2 separate regions of the Homo sapiens genome follow, and region 2 is linked to region 1. A link is an interaction called in ENCODE POLR2A ChIA-PET data of the cell type or tissue named here. Cell type or tissue: OCI-LY7. All regions are shown on one strand. Links, peaks and the distances in the headings refer to the core of each region. The heading gives the core; the rest is flanking DNA.

The links. ChIA-PET counts read pairs that join two places held together with the same protein. Peaks named below come from ENCODE experiments on the same cell type or tissue, not always from the same donor. Only the 100,000 strongest peaks of a DNase experiment are listed, where the experiment ranks them.
Region 2: POLR2A ChIA-PET joins it to region 1 with 5 read pairs; 2 of 35 experiments call an interaction of 5 or more read pairs at or near these places.

The regions. Positions count from the first base shown.
Region 1 is chr6:137,750,962-137,759,303 of GRCh38, forward strand. No RefSeq gene overlaps it. Among named protein-coding and RNA genes, the nearest start is that of LINC02539, 16 kb to the left of the region's middle. In OCI-LY7, for the core only: no CTCF peak of the experiment used is centred there; DNase peaks (open chromatin) are centred at 3,640 and 3,930; H3K4me3 peaks cover 1,243 bases; H3K27ac peaks cover 1,653 bases.
Region 2 is chr6:137,947,726-137,956,067 of GRCh38, forward strand. LINC02865 (long intergenic non-protein coding RNA 2865) reads left to right here. Exons shown (of 2, transcript NR_174953.1): 2 at 3,416-4,078. Among named protein-coding and RNA genes, the nearest start is that of SIMALR, 6.1 kb to the left of the region's middle. RefSeq lists an enhancer at 7,640-8,141. In OCI-LY7, for the core only: CTCF peaks have their summits at 3,498 (motif pointing right) and 3,698; DNase peaks (open chromatin) are centred at 2,486, 3,076 and 3,526; H3K4me3 peaks cover 2,705 bases; H3K27ac peaks cover 3,215 bases.

The DNA of each region.
Region 1 (8,342 bases), core at 274-8,273:
TTTGGAAAATTGATTACAATTTGGAAGCACACCTGTGAAGGAGTCTCAGCACACCTTTTGCTCCCACCTCTTGGGAGTTACATAATGGTACTGAATTTCCATGTGCTTTTCCCAGCCTACTTCTATCTTCCATTAAGCCTAAATGTGAGGCAGAGGGAGATATAGCTCAAAGCAAGCCCTTTGCACGTATGGTGTCCCTTTTCACGAATATTCATTAGAGTCTCCTTGTGTACAATTCAGAGGGAAATTCTTCGTTCTATTCCCTTGCTTCACATTAGTTGAAAGGGAAACAATCCAATGCTAGCTCAGAATTTGGCAGGAAGGCTGAAATACCTTTCTTTTGTTTTTTATTTTTGCAGTGATGGGGGTCTCACTATGTTGCCCTGACTGGTCTCAAACTCCTGGCCTTAAATAATTAAATAATTCTCCTGTCTCAGCCAGGAGTTTATTGTGTATATTCAAGGTTTACAACATGATCTTATGGGATACATAGAGATAGTAAGATGGTTATGATAGTGAAGCAAACTAATGTATCCCAGTGAGAGAAAACAGTGCAGATGCGTTCCGCCTTGCCTGTCTTTGTCCATCCCTACAGTGGTGGGACTCCAAGGCAAAATTAGCTTGAATTCACCAGTGATAGTAGTGCTTAGAGAGAAATCTTCTCGTGAAAATAAAGCTAAATTGTATTAAATATGTATGTGCCAGACAATGATCTAAGCTGTCTATACAAGTTAATTCATGGCATCCTTACTACTCTCTCCTCATAGAAGACTATTATTATCTCCATGTTAAAGACCCAGCAGCTGGGACACAGAGAGAAGAGATCATTTGCCAACAGAGTAAAGAATAAGCAGCAGCAGAAGGGATTATTACCAGGAGCCAGTCCTGACCATTACTGGCATGGGGCAGGTATTTAAAGAACAGATACAGTTGCAGGCACTGAAGAGATCATTTTTCAGACTAAGGACAATATTTGAAGAGGAAAGGCCAAAAATATTGAGCCTAGCAAACAGGAATTGACGGCAGTGATGGAAAGTCTGTGAGGAAGTGATCCTCCAGGTCTGTGCAGGCAGGGGACAACCTGTGGATGTTGGCAGGGGGTCTCTTCAGCAGAGAGTAGGATCCAGCTGCGGGGTCATGGTCAGTTTCTGGGCATGGAATGTGAAAGCCCAACATGGACTTTAGTACTGAAATTAGCCTGGGTCATCTGTGTAGCTACCGGAAGTGAAATTTGAAAACTGTAACCAAAAGAAACCAAGCCATCAAAAAGTGTAATATCCAATGGGGACTGATCTAAGGAAGTGAGAGGCCAGTAATCCAAAAGGAAAAGGAGGCCAAGAGCGAAGAACAGCCCAGGAGGCATGCCGAACCTCATCTCCAGCATGGTCCTGGCCACTGCGAGACTAGCTGGGTTTCCACCTTTCCTGGCCCAGTTGTGGTCAGGTGGCCCAGCTTCAGGCCAGGAGGGGAAGAAACAGCAGCCAAGGCTGACAGGAAACCTGAAACCTAAAAACTCCCCATGCCTTCCACATGACAAACACGACAGGACTCAAGTGTCCAACACTAGCATTTCAACTCCGTCTCAACTTGATACCAATCCTTGCACTTTCAGGCCAGGAGAAAATAGATTTTGAGCTCAAATAATGTTAATGCTCCATTTTTTTTTAATGTGGGAAAATAAGAAACAACCAAAATCTGATGGGATGTCATCAAGAAAATCATGAAACAGCATTTGATCACGTAATCTGCCATCATCACAAATCACGTTTTCAAGGAATATTCACTGTCTAAGGAAATGCACGTCACGTAAGGGTATGAAGAAAAGCAGGCTGACATGCCAGAATGTGCTCTAGATTTGCTGAGAGAAATTGTGTTTTGGTACAATAAAGAAGTTGTACTGACAGAATATAGCCCTGTTTTATATAATTAATAAATTGCCTTCATTCACAGAATATTGATGGTACTGTTATACCATAAGAATAGTCAAGATATGTGAAATATCAAAGTGTCCTTACTTGCATAAAATTTAATCCCTAAAAACCTGTCACCTGATATATCTAGATACTTGAAAACTTAATCATGGTAATTTTTACCTTTTTTTTGGTTAGCCTTTTAGCAACTTGGTTTAGTTTTCCCCTTTTGGAACTAAATAAACATTGTAAAATTTAAAATTACTACATAGAGACTAAAATTGTTCATGTAAAATTTCCACATAGCAGATTAATACATATTGACCTTTACCTTTAACAGATATGGACAAAAGTAGTTAAATGTTTTTGTTGAGTGTTTATTTAACTGCCTGTGGGAAAAAAAGAAAAACTTTTCTGAGCGTAATTTAATTGTTTGGAAGTTTTGGATAGTGCAGACTTTCTATTCTTATAGATTGAGAATCAATCAAGTATAGGTAAATTTTAAGGGGTTGAGATTTCTTTGAAACCATAAAGAAGAGGCAGGGAACTGCTCATACTTCTGTTTTGTTTTGCATGGTAGCCATTGCAAGTACCTTATGCATGAAATTAAATTGCTTGGGCTACAAACACTAAAGAGTCACATTAGCAATCCTCAAGCATTTGGTGGGAGAAGGGGGTGTTGTTGATGGTAGAGAACTACTTTCTGATTTTCTTCAAGTCTAATGGAGGGGATAGGAGTGGTGTGGCTTAAATAGAAGAGTGGAGTGGTGTGGCTTAAATAGAAGAGCGGACTTCCCGTGAGAGAGTGCAGATAAGCCAATTGATCCCCTTTCCCACACTGCTGGCATGAGGCAGGGCCAGAGATGCCAGGCCCCAGAGCCACAGGAAACCTGGAAGAGGCAGGACAGGCTGAGGGGTGAACAGGGTGGAGAGGGCACAGGAAGTGCACAGGATCCTCAGGGCGACCAAGGAAAGGAATGTGTGAGCTGGTGCCAAGAAGCTGAGGATAAAAAAGGATGAAGAAAGGAGAAGGGACTGGGTCAGCTGTAGGATAAGGAAGCTGGAGGAGGGGGCTCCTGGGCAGCCCTTGGTATGCCATCTTAGTTTCATTCCACACCTTGATAGGTAAGTCTTAGTTCTTCCATGGTCCCTCTCTTCTGAATTCTCAGGTGACCTCTCCCATAAGAGATACAACAGCTAATTCAGGCACCATCAGACAGCCCGGAGCCTGGGCTTCTGGGCATCATCCACACACCCCATGCAGGGATGGGGAGGTTAGGAAGATGCTGGGGAGTTTGTGGGTGTCTGAGATCAAGGTATGGGGAGGGAGGAGGTCTGTTGGTGGAGTCTACACTATTCCCCACTGCTCCAGGGTAATTCTCACCAGTATTCAGATTTGCCCCATCAAGTAGAGATATAAAAATACAGCTAGTACGTGAGGCCCTAGTCAGGAATACCTGCCCTCAATCCAGTCAACCCCATGTTCTCCCCATCTTCTCCCGATTCACCACAAGCTCTCCCCTCACTCCCATGATTGTCTTTAAGATGTTCAGGAGGTTATCACTCATGGCTACAGCAGTTCCAAATACAAAATTCATTTCTGGCTTATACTTCCAACCACCCCCCCACATTACCCACACCCACTTTCAAAAAGGATCTGAGGTCTATAAGTTGATATTCTATATAAATTGAAATAGAAAACGAAAAACTATTTGGAGAAAAGAGGAAGGAAATATACCAGCGGGTATAATTACTGTCACAGAGTAAGTCACAAAGAAATTGACTGAGGAAGTTGAAACTACTAAATACTCTTGTCTGTCTATATGTACTAACATCTCAGAGAAAATTCATTTCAATAGCACTAATTAATATCAATTTTATTGTATTCAATTAAAATGCTGTAGTTATAAAGCAAAATAATCTTAAAGATTATAAAATAGGTTTATGTTGATAGCAGAAGACACCTGATACCAGTAGCTGTATGAAAGCCATCACTTGGCAAAAGTCAAATGTGAAAGACAAACACAAGGATGCTTAACCACACATGTGGAGCCTGAAAATCAAGCAAATTGAAGCAGGTTGAATCACAGAAAAAAGCATGGATTTTAAAATCAGGCAAACCTTCTGAATTCAACTCAGCTTCCTATTCACTAGCTATGTCTCATGACCTCTCTGTGCTTCAACTTATTCATACCCAAAGCTTAGAAAGTTTGTAGTGAGAAATAGCCATAGGCATCTAATGAATCTACTACAGTGCCTGCCACACAGGAGGCACTCAATAAATAGTATTTATTAATCAAGCCCCTATAATAATTCAGGCAGTATTCTAGGTGCCAAAATTAGACTAATGAATGAAAGAAATCTTTGTTTTAATGAGGTTTATGCTGTGATGGGAGCAAATAGCCAGCAAGTAAGCAGAGAAAGAAGAAAGGGTGGGAGGAGGAAAGAAGGAAAGGAGGGAGAGGAGAGAGATCTGAAAGTGATATTCTATTGAAAAAATACAATAGTAATAAGGTAGAGAGTATCTTGGGGCAAGGGCTAGCTCCTCTAGCTAAGCAGTTGGACTTCTCCAACTGCCTCCTCAGAAGGCCTCTCTTAGGAGATGACATTTTGTCTGAGTGCTGATTGATGGAAAGGAAGTCAGAGTGGGTTAAGATCTTGTGAACAAGGACTCCAGCCAGAGGGAGTGGCAAACAGCAAAGGCCTTGGGACCAGAACAAATTTAACGTTTCCAGAGACAAAGAAAAGCCAATGAGGGACACGAAAGAAGTGTTATAAGTGGCATGTTATGAGTGGCAGAGGAGGGTATAGGCTAGGTCCTAGGTATTGGTGGAGTCAATTCAAGTAAGCCCTTGAAGGCCCAAATTGAGCTTAGATTTTATTTTAATTACAATGGGAAATGATGGGAGGGTTTTAAGCAGGAGAGTCATATGATGAAATGTAATTTTCAGAAAGACTATTCTGTGTGCTGTATGAAGAATGAAGGTGAGTTCTCACGGGTGGAGAAAGGCTGGAAGCAGGCAGACCAGGTAGGACACTGTGGGAGTCATTCAGGTGAAAGGTTGCTCAGGTGATCCTCAGCGATGGAGCAGGTGAGATGTGGTTGGATTGGGGATATATTTTGGAGGCAGAGAGGACAGGACTTCCCAAAGAATTAGATATGAGGGAAGAAAGAGATCAGAGATGATTCCCAGATGTTAGACCTGAGCCATAGGCTGATAGGTAAGGCAATGTCATTTGCTAAGATAAGGAAGAGCAGTGGAGAGATGGTTTGGGATTGATGGGGTAAAGATGGTCAGACATCTAAGTGGACATTCCAAGTAGACAGTTAGACATACAGACTGGAAATCAGGACCACACCTGGGAGATAATGCCTTCAATCCCAGAACTTTGGGAAACTGAGGTGGGCAGATCATGAAGTCAGGAGATCGAGACCATCTTGACCAACAAGGTGAAACCCCGTCTTTACTAAAATACAAAAAATTAGCCAGGCGTGGTGGTGTGCGCTTGTAGTCCCAGCTACTCAGGAGACTGAGGCGGGCGAATCGCTTGAACCCGGGAGGCAGAGGTTGCAGTGAGCTGAGATTGCACCACTGTACTCCAGCCTGGCGACAGAGCAAGACTCTGTCTCCAAAACGAAAAAAAAAAAGAAAAGAAAAAAAAAAAGAAAATTGTATTTATATAAAGTGTAATGTAAACTTACATTATACAAAATATCCAATTCAGTTTTACCAAATCGAAAAGAAAAAGCTTGACACTATTAGAAAGTGATATTCACTATTTTTTATGGAATTAAGTATTCTCAAAAACTTTTATTTAAATAACTCTTAAGTTACCTCTATCAACACACAAAAGTTGATTCAGTTAAAGAAAAAACAAAAAAAACTTAATTTCTCTGTGGGCATCAAAATCTGATAGAAGCAAGAAATGATTCAGTTGCAGTATCAGAAACATAGTTTTTATATCAACAAAATTCCTTCTTTGTTTCTTTGTTGGGTTTTTTTTTTTTTTTTTTTTTTTTTTTGACTAAGTCTTGCTCTGTCACACAGGCTGGAGTGCCGTGGCTCCATCGTACCTCACTGCAACCTCAACCTCCTGGGCTCAAGCGATCCTCTTGACTCAGCCTCCCAGATAGCTGGAACTATAGGCATGCACCACCACACCCAGCTAAAACAAAATTCTTATAAAACACAATCATTGATGCTAGATAAAATTCTGTGTCACTGATTCATAGCTTCTGATGGGTATAGTTAAAATCCTTCCTTTGGGGTGGAAAAAAGGGAGAAAGGTGCCCTCAGAGCAGTATTTTTCTTAATATTCTAGTGATGTCCAAGATGGCCTGCATTAATTATAATAAACTGATTTTGGTTGGATTCCTCTATTCTGCTCTGGTAGGGTGCTCAGGCTAACCTGTTCTGAAGATCTCAGAGATGTGGTATCAGGTGAGAAGTCCAAATGCCACATACCGAAGCTTCCATTGAAATGAGCATGGAGAAATGACTAGAGAGATTACCTGCTTCTACTCTTAATACCCAATTAGACCTATCTTGAGAAATCGACTATTGTTGAGTGTCAATTACGGTGATATTTACTATTCATTAAATATCTCCTGTAGGCCAGGCTTATGCATGATCTCATTTTAACCACCAAAACAAATTCAGGTGTTTTTTTTTGTTTTAGAGGTAAGAAAACTAAAGATCAACTAGATTATTATTTGCTCAGAGGTAGAACATGGGTTTATTCACAGTTGTGTCTAAATCTAAATGTAATTCTCTGCCTAGTTTATTATATTGTGCCCATCAGTAAAAATAAACATCACTGAAAATTAACATTGATAACAGAGATAGCTGAAGATGTAGGGGTGAGTTGTTACAAAGACTGTAACTTACTTTCACATGGTTCTGCAAACACATACAGCTGATCCTTATTATCTGCAGTAGTCACATTCTATACAGTCTCTATGAACACTACATTAGCAAATACTGAGCCATTGCTCCCAGGAGAAATACAGGGTTAGGTTCTTGCGAGCCTCTGGTCACAACATTTCTGTCAATGAACATATATATATATAAAAAATCTTGTTTCATGTGTGTTTCTATTTAAAGTCACCTTATTTAATATATATTTTTCACTCATTAATATTGAACTCATGGCAAACTATACTATAACTCATGCCTGAACTAAGCTTCTCTAACACAGATATTTTCTGTTAGGCACATCACAGCCTTTTTGAGCTTAGGATCACTAGGCAGTACTTCAGCACTATGCTCAGGGTCCATTTTAAATAGTGAAATCATCCACAGGAAAAAAAATGCAAAAAAAATGTGACACTGAATAAACTGTGGAAAGGACACTTGCTGAGTTTTGGGGGATTGAGGAGAGATGCAGGATGCATGAGCCCTGCCATCATGGAGCTTTTAATCTATTACTAGAGGCAAAATTAACACAGTGAAATATTCACAAGACAATATAATTGAGCAGGTGAATGGGGTGAGGACAGTGTTTTATATTACACTATCTGTTCTTGGTGGCTTTTATCTTTCCTTTTTCCAGGTTTTTCAGGCACCAGTGGTACTTTCTATATGAGCTTCTTTTAGGGTAAGGCAGATCAGCCTAAAACAAAGAAGTCCATTAAAAATGTGACTGGATTTCTTAAATGCAGAGTAGAAACTATAATCTGAAAGCCAAAGGGTTGTTTATTTGTGAGAACCAGCCTTTGTTCTGTGAACTAAATTGATTCCATGGAATTCTAAAAGCTGAGATTAATAAGATTGTATTATATGATTTATAATTCAAGTTTTGTGGATTGGACACTGAGCAGTAACCTCTACAGAACAGTGAAGAGTGCCAGTTGATATATTTGCCTTCTTACCCACAATGGAAAGGATTTCCCAGTGAGCAAGAAGAGGAAATTTAGAGAGAATAAAATAGAGTGCTTAATAAGAATAAGATAGCTAGTGACAAAATCTGTTCCCTCCTGTGGTCAAACCTTAGGTGGAGTGTGGTAAAGACACTCAGAAATCCTTACTTAATAGTACTTTCCATGGCAGACCCCAAGAAGACAGCCAGTGTTTTAACCTCAGGTGCTATAATGAAATACCATGACTGATGGCTTCAACAACAAACATGTATTTCCCATAGTTCTGGAGGCTGGGAAGACCACAATCGAGGTGCCAGCAGATTTGGTGTCTAGTAAAGGCCCACTTCCTGGCTCATAGGCGATGCCTTCTCATGGTGTCCTCGCATGGTGGGGAGAAGAAGCAAGCTATCTTAAGATTATTCTAAGAACATTAATCCCATTAATAAGGGCTCCATTCTCATGACCTCATCTAATCCTACTTACCTCCCAAAGACCCCACCTCCTAATACTATCACATTACAAGGTAGGGTTTCAACATACAAGTTTTGGGAGACACAAGCATTCAGTTTCTA
Region 2 (8,342 bases), core at 66-8,065, 200 kb after region 1:
TTTCTAATACTATGTACTTAGTCTTACTAATATTAATACTATTCTACCACATTACTACTAATACTATAGTAATAGTTTTTAGTAGTTAATTTCCACTACCTTATACTGGTTTTTGAAAAGAAAAATACTACTACTGTAGTAGTAGTATTATTCTTTTCAACAACTATTATATGGTAGTTAAAATTAACTACAATTTACAAATAAGTAAACAAAGATCATAAATATAAATAGCCTACTCATGATCACTTACCTAGCATACATTACAGCTTAAATTTTAAGAGTAAAGAGTTGCAAATAAATACAGATCTTAAGCCTGAATGATTGGAGGGAAGGTGTTACTGATGGCATAAATAGGGTTTTTGAACAGAGGTGACTCTAAAAAAAATGAACTCATGTTGTGCTGAGTGAATAGCTGGATATTCCTGGGAAGATGCCTCACAGACTATCGGACATACAGAACTTTTACTCAGATGAGAGGTGAGCGGTTGGAGATTTGAGCATTAGATGAATATAATATCTCAGTTGTGATCATAATACCATACCTGGAACACACACACACACACACACACACACACACACACACACACTCTCTCTCTCTCTCTCTCTCTCTCTCTGGGACCGAAAGAGTTGCTGCTCTTTGCTCCTCAAATAGGCCTTTCCCTCTCTCTAATTTCTCACCTTCTTATTCATCCAACCCCCCAGCTGACATTTCCTTCCATCTTTCCCATCCTAGACCTTCCCCTGCAACACCCCATGTGCATTTTGGAGGCTCACTATGCAGTCCTTAAGAATGGAATTAACTTCAACACCTTCAAGCAAATCTTTACCAGCTCATGTAGGATCAGGTTCAGGTGTCATGAACTTTTCAGAATAGGACAAATAAACAAAGTATCACAAAAACTCTTTCTCTTATATTTGTCTCTAAAAATAGCTAAAATTTATAGAGCATTGATATGCCAGATGCTAAGTATTATATATATGTTAACTAATTTGTTCTTTATAACAACCCTATGAGGTAGGTGGTATTGTTTTCTCTATATTATAGTGGAAACTGAGACACAAAATAGTTAAGAAATATGTCTAATGTTACAAAACTGTTATGCTATGATTGGTTTGAAAACAACTGGGGTAGACTGGGTATGGTGGCTCATGCCTGTAATCTTAGCACTTTTGGAGGCCAAGGCACGTGGATCAGTTGAGGCCAGGAGTTCAAGTGCCCAGGTTGACCAGCCTGGCCAACATGGCGAAACCCCGTCTCTACTAAAAATACAGAAATTAGCTGGGAGTGGTGATGTACACCTGTATTCCCAGCTACTCAGGAGGCTGAGGCACGAGAATTGCTTGAACCCAGGAGGCAGAGGTTGCAGTGAACTGAGATCTCTGCACTCTAGCCTGGGCAACTTCATCTCAAACAAAAAAAAAAAAAAAAGGAAAGAAAAAGAAAAGAAACTGGAGTAGATTTGGAGGGAAGAGAGAGGAAACCTATAAGGAGGTTGCAGTTAGAGAAAAGAACATTTATAACTAAGATCCTAAAGGAAAAATAATCCCCTGGGATCTGCAACTCTTAGATCACCTCAAAATATAAAATATTAAAAATGAGAATGTCATGTCACCTCTAAAGTTCAGTGACATTTGGTGAAAAGAATAGCAGCCAAAACTTTTTAGTCTGGTCACTAGACATAGCTCTGCCAACAACCAGGTAAGAGATTTTAGGCAAGTTCCTCTCTAATCTCTGGGGCTCAGTTTCCTCCTTTGTACTAGAAAGGGGCTTGACTAGTTAACTTCTGAGGGCTTTTATACTTGAATTACTACATCGGTTTATTAGGCTGCCTAGCTGTGTACATCACCAGTCTGCAAACATATTCTTCTTTAAGCACGAGTTTCTTCATGTTACTTCCCGACCCCAAAACACTTTTTGACGCTTTCTCTTGCCTTTGTGCTGCCATCCCCCAAATAGCTGTGACAATCTTGATATTAGAAATAGCCATCTTGTGGGGAAAAACCTCAAGCTTCCCATTTGTTTTCTAGTATTAACTATCAGAAGAATTTACTGGTAATCCACTTAAAGAGATGAAGCCTTATTAAAACCAAAAACAAGTGGCTCATGGGAAAGCTTTTGTGCACTTGAGCATAACTCCTCATTTGTGTCAGCCAAAGGTTGTCCTGACTTATATTGTCATGCATTTTAACCAAATTAAGGTATCACATCATCATTACAAGTTTCACAATTTGTATCCTGGAGTTGTCTTGTTCTTTTTTCTTTTACCAAAAAATCTGAGTTTAAGGAAAAACTTTAACCTGAAAAGTGAGCGGACTCACTTAGCACAATGTCAGCTGACCTACTTGTTTCAGTTTAAATGAAACTAACTTTTGCTCTTAATTCTCCCTTCTTCTTTCCTCTCCCCTACTCTCACCTACTTCCTGGAAAATGTCATTCAGGTCAGAGTTCTTAGATGCAATGTGAGATGGTTTCTGTCTTCCCAACCAGGTGATTTAGCACCTGGGCCTGCATGTTGCTATAGCTGCAATGTTTAGACATGGGTTTGCAAGTGAGTAGAGTCTAAAAACAGAGTTTTGTTGATAATGCATATGCCACAGAATTCTTGAATTGCTTAGTTACCATTGAGCTTGGTTATAAGTAGAAACCACTTATTTAAAAAAGAAAAAAAAAAACCACCATTTGCAAATGAGATCTACTGAAAGGCAAATAAAGCCTTGTTTAAAAGTGTGGCTATTATCAGTAATAGCAATTATGATGATTTATGCTGCTTGGTACATTTCCACATAGGCTTTATATGCATTTTTAATAATAATTCTCAAAACCATGGAGGAGGGGGACAGGCATTCATTCATTCACTCGTTCATTCAATCAACTGTCCTAGCTTGTGAGAAGGACAAACGGCCAGACCGCTTTTTGAGACAATGAACAGGTAGTTAGAGAAAAGGTCGGGTATTTGCAGGGCTGATTGCATCCTGGGACTCAGAAGGTCCAGAAGTGATACACCAGGAGCTCAAGAATTGCAACCATAATTTATGCAAATGATTCACACTAGAGTTAATAGTACAAGTTACAGAAACCCGACAGCTGGACAGGAAGAGGCTATTTTAGATTCAAGCCAACAGGTGGGCATCACCTGGGATTCATCATTGCAATCTTGCTAGAGCAGCATATTCCCACCTTGTCAAGAAGAAGGACCCACGTTTAACATCAAAATGTCTTGGGGACTCCCCACACGCTAATTGTCATCTTCTTTATATCTGTTAATTGAGAAATATATAACAATAAAAATCTGTTCATTAAAAATATATAACGATAAAAATCAACTAGGAATCAGCAGAGATTTAACATGAATTTATATTTCACTAATTCTACCAGTGCTATGCCAGTTTTCAATTTATTACCTCTTTGTTCCAGATTTCTTCAGCAGCTGCTCTACAAATATGCAATGGACCCTTTAAGCATTTCTCCTTTACAGTGAGCACAATGCTAAGCTTTGTCAGCAGATGCCACTGGAGCAGCATTGCAGAAGAAAGCGAGTTTCTCTTCCTGATTTTGGTGTGCTACTTTTCTTCTTCTTGCTCCAGCTGCATTATCCATCAGTGGTACTATGTATAAGACCATCCCGCTGTGCCCTGCCCTACCACCTGCCCAGAGGCACATCCCTCACTGACTATTTGGCCTGATTCTGAGCCTGTGGCCACCTTCTCACAGCCCTGCAACACAGGCACTGTGTGCTCCAGGCCTCACGTCCCCAGCAGTGGCCTGACTGTGCACTTAGCCACAGCCTCAGTTTGCCTGTGCTCCAAGAAATTGCATCCTATTTGCCCAGCAGCTATGGACCAGCTCCTGGTCCTGGAAAACAGCAGGCTTCTCTGACATCTAGTGGACTGCAAACACACCTTCTCCAACAAGGCCTGACCCCAGCCTTAAGGAGAGAACCGTCTTTCCGAGTTGTCTTTCCTTGGGTACTCTCCCTCAATCCTCGGATACCCTTGAAAGTTCTCTTTACATTGTTATAGTTATTCTTCTATCACTGTCGAATAATTTTTTATATTAAACTTCTCTTGCTTTACATTACTATGTGGTTTCTGTCTCTTGCTTGAACTCAGACTGATAGAAGTTCATTTGGAAAAACAGCAACACTTATGTGTACGAGATATTCAATCTACAGATAACATTTGGTATAAGAAAGCATTCTCAAATCCCTTGCTACTGATACCTGCAACCTTCTAGTGTCCATAGTCACCAAGTCAGGAAACCCTGGACTAAAAATGGACAGATTGGCAGGAAGAAAGAATCCTTGACATGAAAATGAAGCTATTTGGGGGATAAGGTGAACAGTGTAGGATGCAGGAAGCTTTGATTGCTAGGGAACAGTGTTGGTGTTCAGTGGTCAGCCCTGCTTCCTCTTCATCCAGAATCTATGAAATTCACAAAGATAAAGTCTGTCTTGGATTGAAGAGATGGGAAAGAGTAGACTGGGGCTATATGCAGTCAGAATTGGCTCAAACACTAGACTGGGATGTAGCCTATGGATGGATATCAGCTCTATCCCAGCCTATGGAGCCTACGGATGTAGCCTATGGATATAGGCTTCATCCCATTCCAGTGTCTGAGCCAATTCTGACTGCATATAGCCCCAGTCTATATGTACTCCGAAGGGGGAGGGGAGGCAACAGCAAACCCAATAGTGAAGATCAGAGAACAGCTGGGAGATGCAGGGCAGAGCTGACATCAGCATTTATTAAGCACCTGTTTGACAGAAGAGTATATAAGGCAGGGGGATATTAGGTTAACTGCTCAAGAGCATCCAGTTTACAAGTGGAATGTGCATGCTTAGAAAACAGGTCACCTGCTTCTTAAATAGGAATTCCTCTTTATCACACTGCTAATCTTCCCTGGGCTTACTATTAGGGGTAGAACAGATGGTTTTTGTCATTTTCTACATTCCAGAACAGATTAAGGACTCACCTATTTATTGAAGATATTGATGAAATTGGGTTTTTTTGAAATATCTGGATCTGGCTTTTGGAGGATTCGATTTGGGAGAACATTTTAAATTCCTCTTTGATTTTCCACCAGATTGGGGCTTTTTAAGCTATTCCTTGGCTCAATTTTGGTAATTTACAATTCTCCCCAAAAAAAGATTTATTTCATCTAAATATTCAATTTATGTGCTTAATGTTGTAAGTAGTATTTAATTTCTAAGTATCTTCTATATCTGTGGCCAAACTGATTTTTTACAACAAATGATAATGTTACTGTGTTTTCTTCCCTTTCTTTCTTTGTTCCCTTTCCCTTTCTTCTGTGGTCACAGAAGCCAGGGGTTTACCTAAGTTTTTCCATAGAACCAGCTCTGTGTTTTTCATGTCAATTCTATTCCATTGTTTTCCTTGTTTCTTTGTTTTCAATTTGATAGAAGCAGTGTTATGGGAGATCTCAGATGCAGAGATGTGTTAATTATACTCTCTTCTTTATGGCTCATATCACAATTATTCTGGATGAGACAGTATAATTATTTTAATTATTTTGTCTTTTCACTCTACCATCATCTTCACTCCCATTCCCTTCTCCTGAATATACTTCTTACTGTCCTTGGGTCTGTGTGTATCTTAGGAAAAATATAATATGTTTTTAAATTTATTTTACTCAACTGCTTGATTTTAACATCTACGCACGTTGTATGCTTATGTTAGTTTCCTATTGCTGCTATAATAACTTATTACAAACTTAGTGGCTTCAAAGAACAAAAAAAATTCTCTAAAACGTAACACATTTCTTTTATAACCTGCAAGTGGGAAAGTCTATTACCTAAAATCCAGAAGCCATGACAATGATTGTTACAGTGACTATACAAAAACCTACAAATCCTCCATGCCAACACACACACACACAAACACACACACATACACACACCCCTGTAGGCAAAGCAAAGAAACAAATGATAACCTGGGTAGAAGTCATGAATATTTTGCTAAAATTCACAATTCCTATTATAAAGGGCTAATCTCTTACATAAAGAGCTCCTACAAATCAATAAGACCATCAACCCTGCATAAAAATGAGCAAAGAATATGAACAGATTGTTCACACTAAAATAACTGCAAGTGATTTTTAAACATGTGAAAAGATGATCAATGTTGACTTACAAGAGGAATGCAAATTAAAAATACATGGAAATACTACTTTTCTTTCATTAGAAGGGCAAAAATCCAGAAGTTCGGTGACTGTCTTGTCAAGACTGTGGGAAAACAGGCAGGAATGTAAACAGTTACAAACCCTCTGGAGGGCAATGTGGCAAAATTACAATAATCTATCAAAAATGTAAGACTATATATGCTTTAACCAGGCACTTCTAGAAATTTATCCTAAAGATAAACTACCACATACACAATGACATATGTACATTTTGTGATCTATTTAAAAGAGTAAGATTGAAAACAATGTAAATGTCCATCAATAGAGATTCTTAGTTATGCCTCCACCAAAAAAAATAAATTATTCTCTTACAGTTCTGGAGGTCAGAAGTCCAAAATCAGTCTCACTGGGCTAAAGTCAAGGTGTCAGTGGAACTGGTCCTTTCTGGAGGTTCTGAGGCCACCCGCATTCCTTGGCTCATGGCTGATTCCTTGCTTCACTCCCACCTTTTACTTCCTTCATCACATCTTCCACTCCTGACTGTTGATCCTACTGCCTCCCTCTGATAAGGAGCCTTGTTATCACATTGGCCCACCCTAGGAACCCAGGATCACCACCCCCATCTCAAGATCACTAACCTAATCGAAGCTGCAAAGGTTGTGGACATGTGGATGTAGCCATTTTTGGAGCACTGTTATCCAGCCTACCACAATGCTCATCCAGTCCATCTCTTCTAACAGCTGTGTGGCATTCTGTGGCATACCTGCCCCATATTTTAGTTATCCATGCCCTACAAATAAACAGCTGCTACCATGTACATCTCTTCTGTAAATATCCTCTAACATGGTCTCTTGAGCATCTATGTGAGACTGGTGAAATCAGACACAAATTCCCAAGCCCCATCATCTGGAAGGGTGTCAACTACCTAGACTGCATAACAAAACAAATCCCGTGTAAAGATTGTTGCCAAGTTCACCCTTGTTTGGGGACTTGATAGCAATTTTCCCTTAAAAACCAAAATTCTACTCACTAGCCATGGGTTATACTGGGAAGAACTACTGCCAGCTTGTTGTGTGCACACACGTGCCATTTCTCCAATTATTCCCAGGTTGCTCTCCAGATTGGCTGTATCATTTTACATTTTTCACCTGCGGTGCAAGAAGATTGTAATTTTCTTCAAAACCCTGCTAACATATGGTAATATCAGATTTTCTCATTATTTACTATGACGGGGATAAAATGGTTTCCCATTTTCATTGAGGCACTATTTGTTTTTGTTTTTGTTTTTGGTGGTGGTTTTAAGGAGCAGAGAGTTTAATAGGCAAGAAAGAAGGAAGAAGCTCCCCCATACAGAGACCCAGGGAGGGGCAGTTCCAAAGCCAAGTGAGGAAACCCTGTGTGCCTTGGAAAAGTGGCTGCTTATATGAGGTGGCTGGAGGAGGTGGTGTCTGATTTGCATAGGGCTCAGGGGATTGGTTTGACCAGGCATGTCACTCACATAGCCCGTGGAAAAAAACTGGACCTCCCACCTAGCCTTTTAATATGCCAATGCAGGGTGCCACGCTGTTCTACACACGTGGAGATACATGGGGGTGGCCATGTTGCCAGGCATGTGTGAGGCCAGGGCAAGAAGAAGAGGGCGGGAATCGCCATGTTTGGGTGGACCCAGTTTCTAATGGCCTTCATTTGCATATCAAAGCTTACCGGCCAGGTCTAAGAACCTGCGCTTTCCTGTGAAGCGCTCTGATTATTATGTGGTTGACCATCTATTGATGTGCTTGCTTGCTATCCATGCCGCTTCCTACTTTTTGGAATCTGCTCCTCATTTTCTTCCAGAGTGTTTCACTTGGTACTTGGTGTGGTGATAGTTGATATTGTTGTTCATTTGAAGAAGTTCTTTGTATTTTCTTTTTTCTTTTTTTTTTTTTTTTTGAGACGGAGTCTTGCTCTTTCGCTTAGGCTGGAGTGCAGTGGCGCGATCTCAGCTCACTGCAAGCTCCGCCTCCCGGGTTCACGCCATTGTCCTGCCTCAGCCTCCCAAGTAGCTGGGACTACAGGCGCTGACCACCAGGCCCAGCTAATTTTTTTGTGTTTTTAGTAGAGACGGGGTTTCACCGTGTTAGCCAGGATGGTCGTGATCTCCTGACCTCGTGATCTGCCTGCCTCGGCCTCCCAAAGTGCTTGGATTACAGGCGTGAGCCAC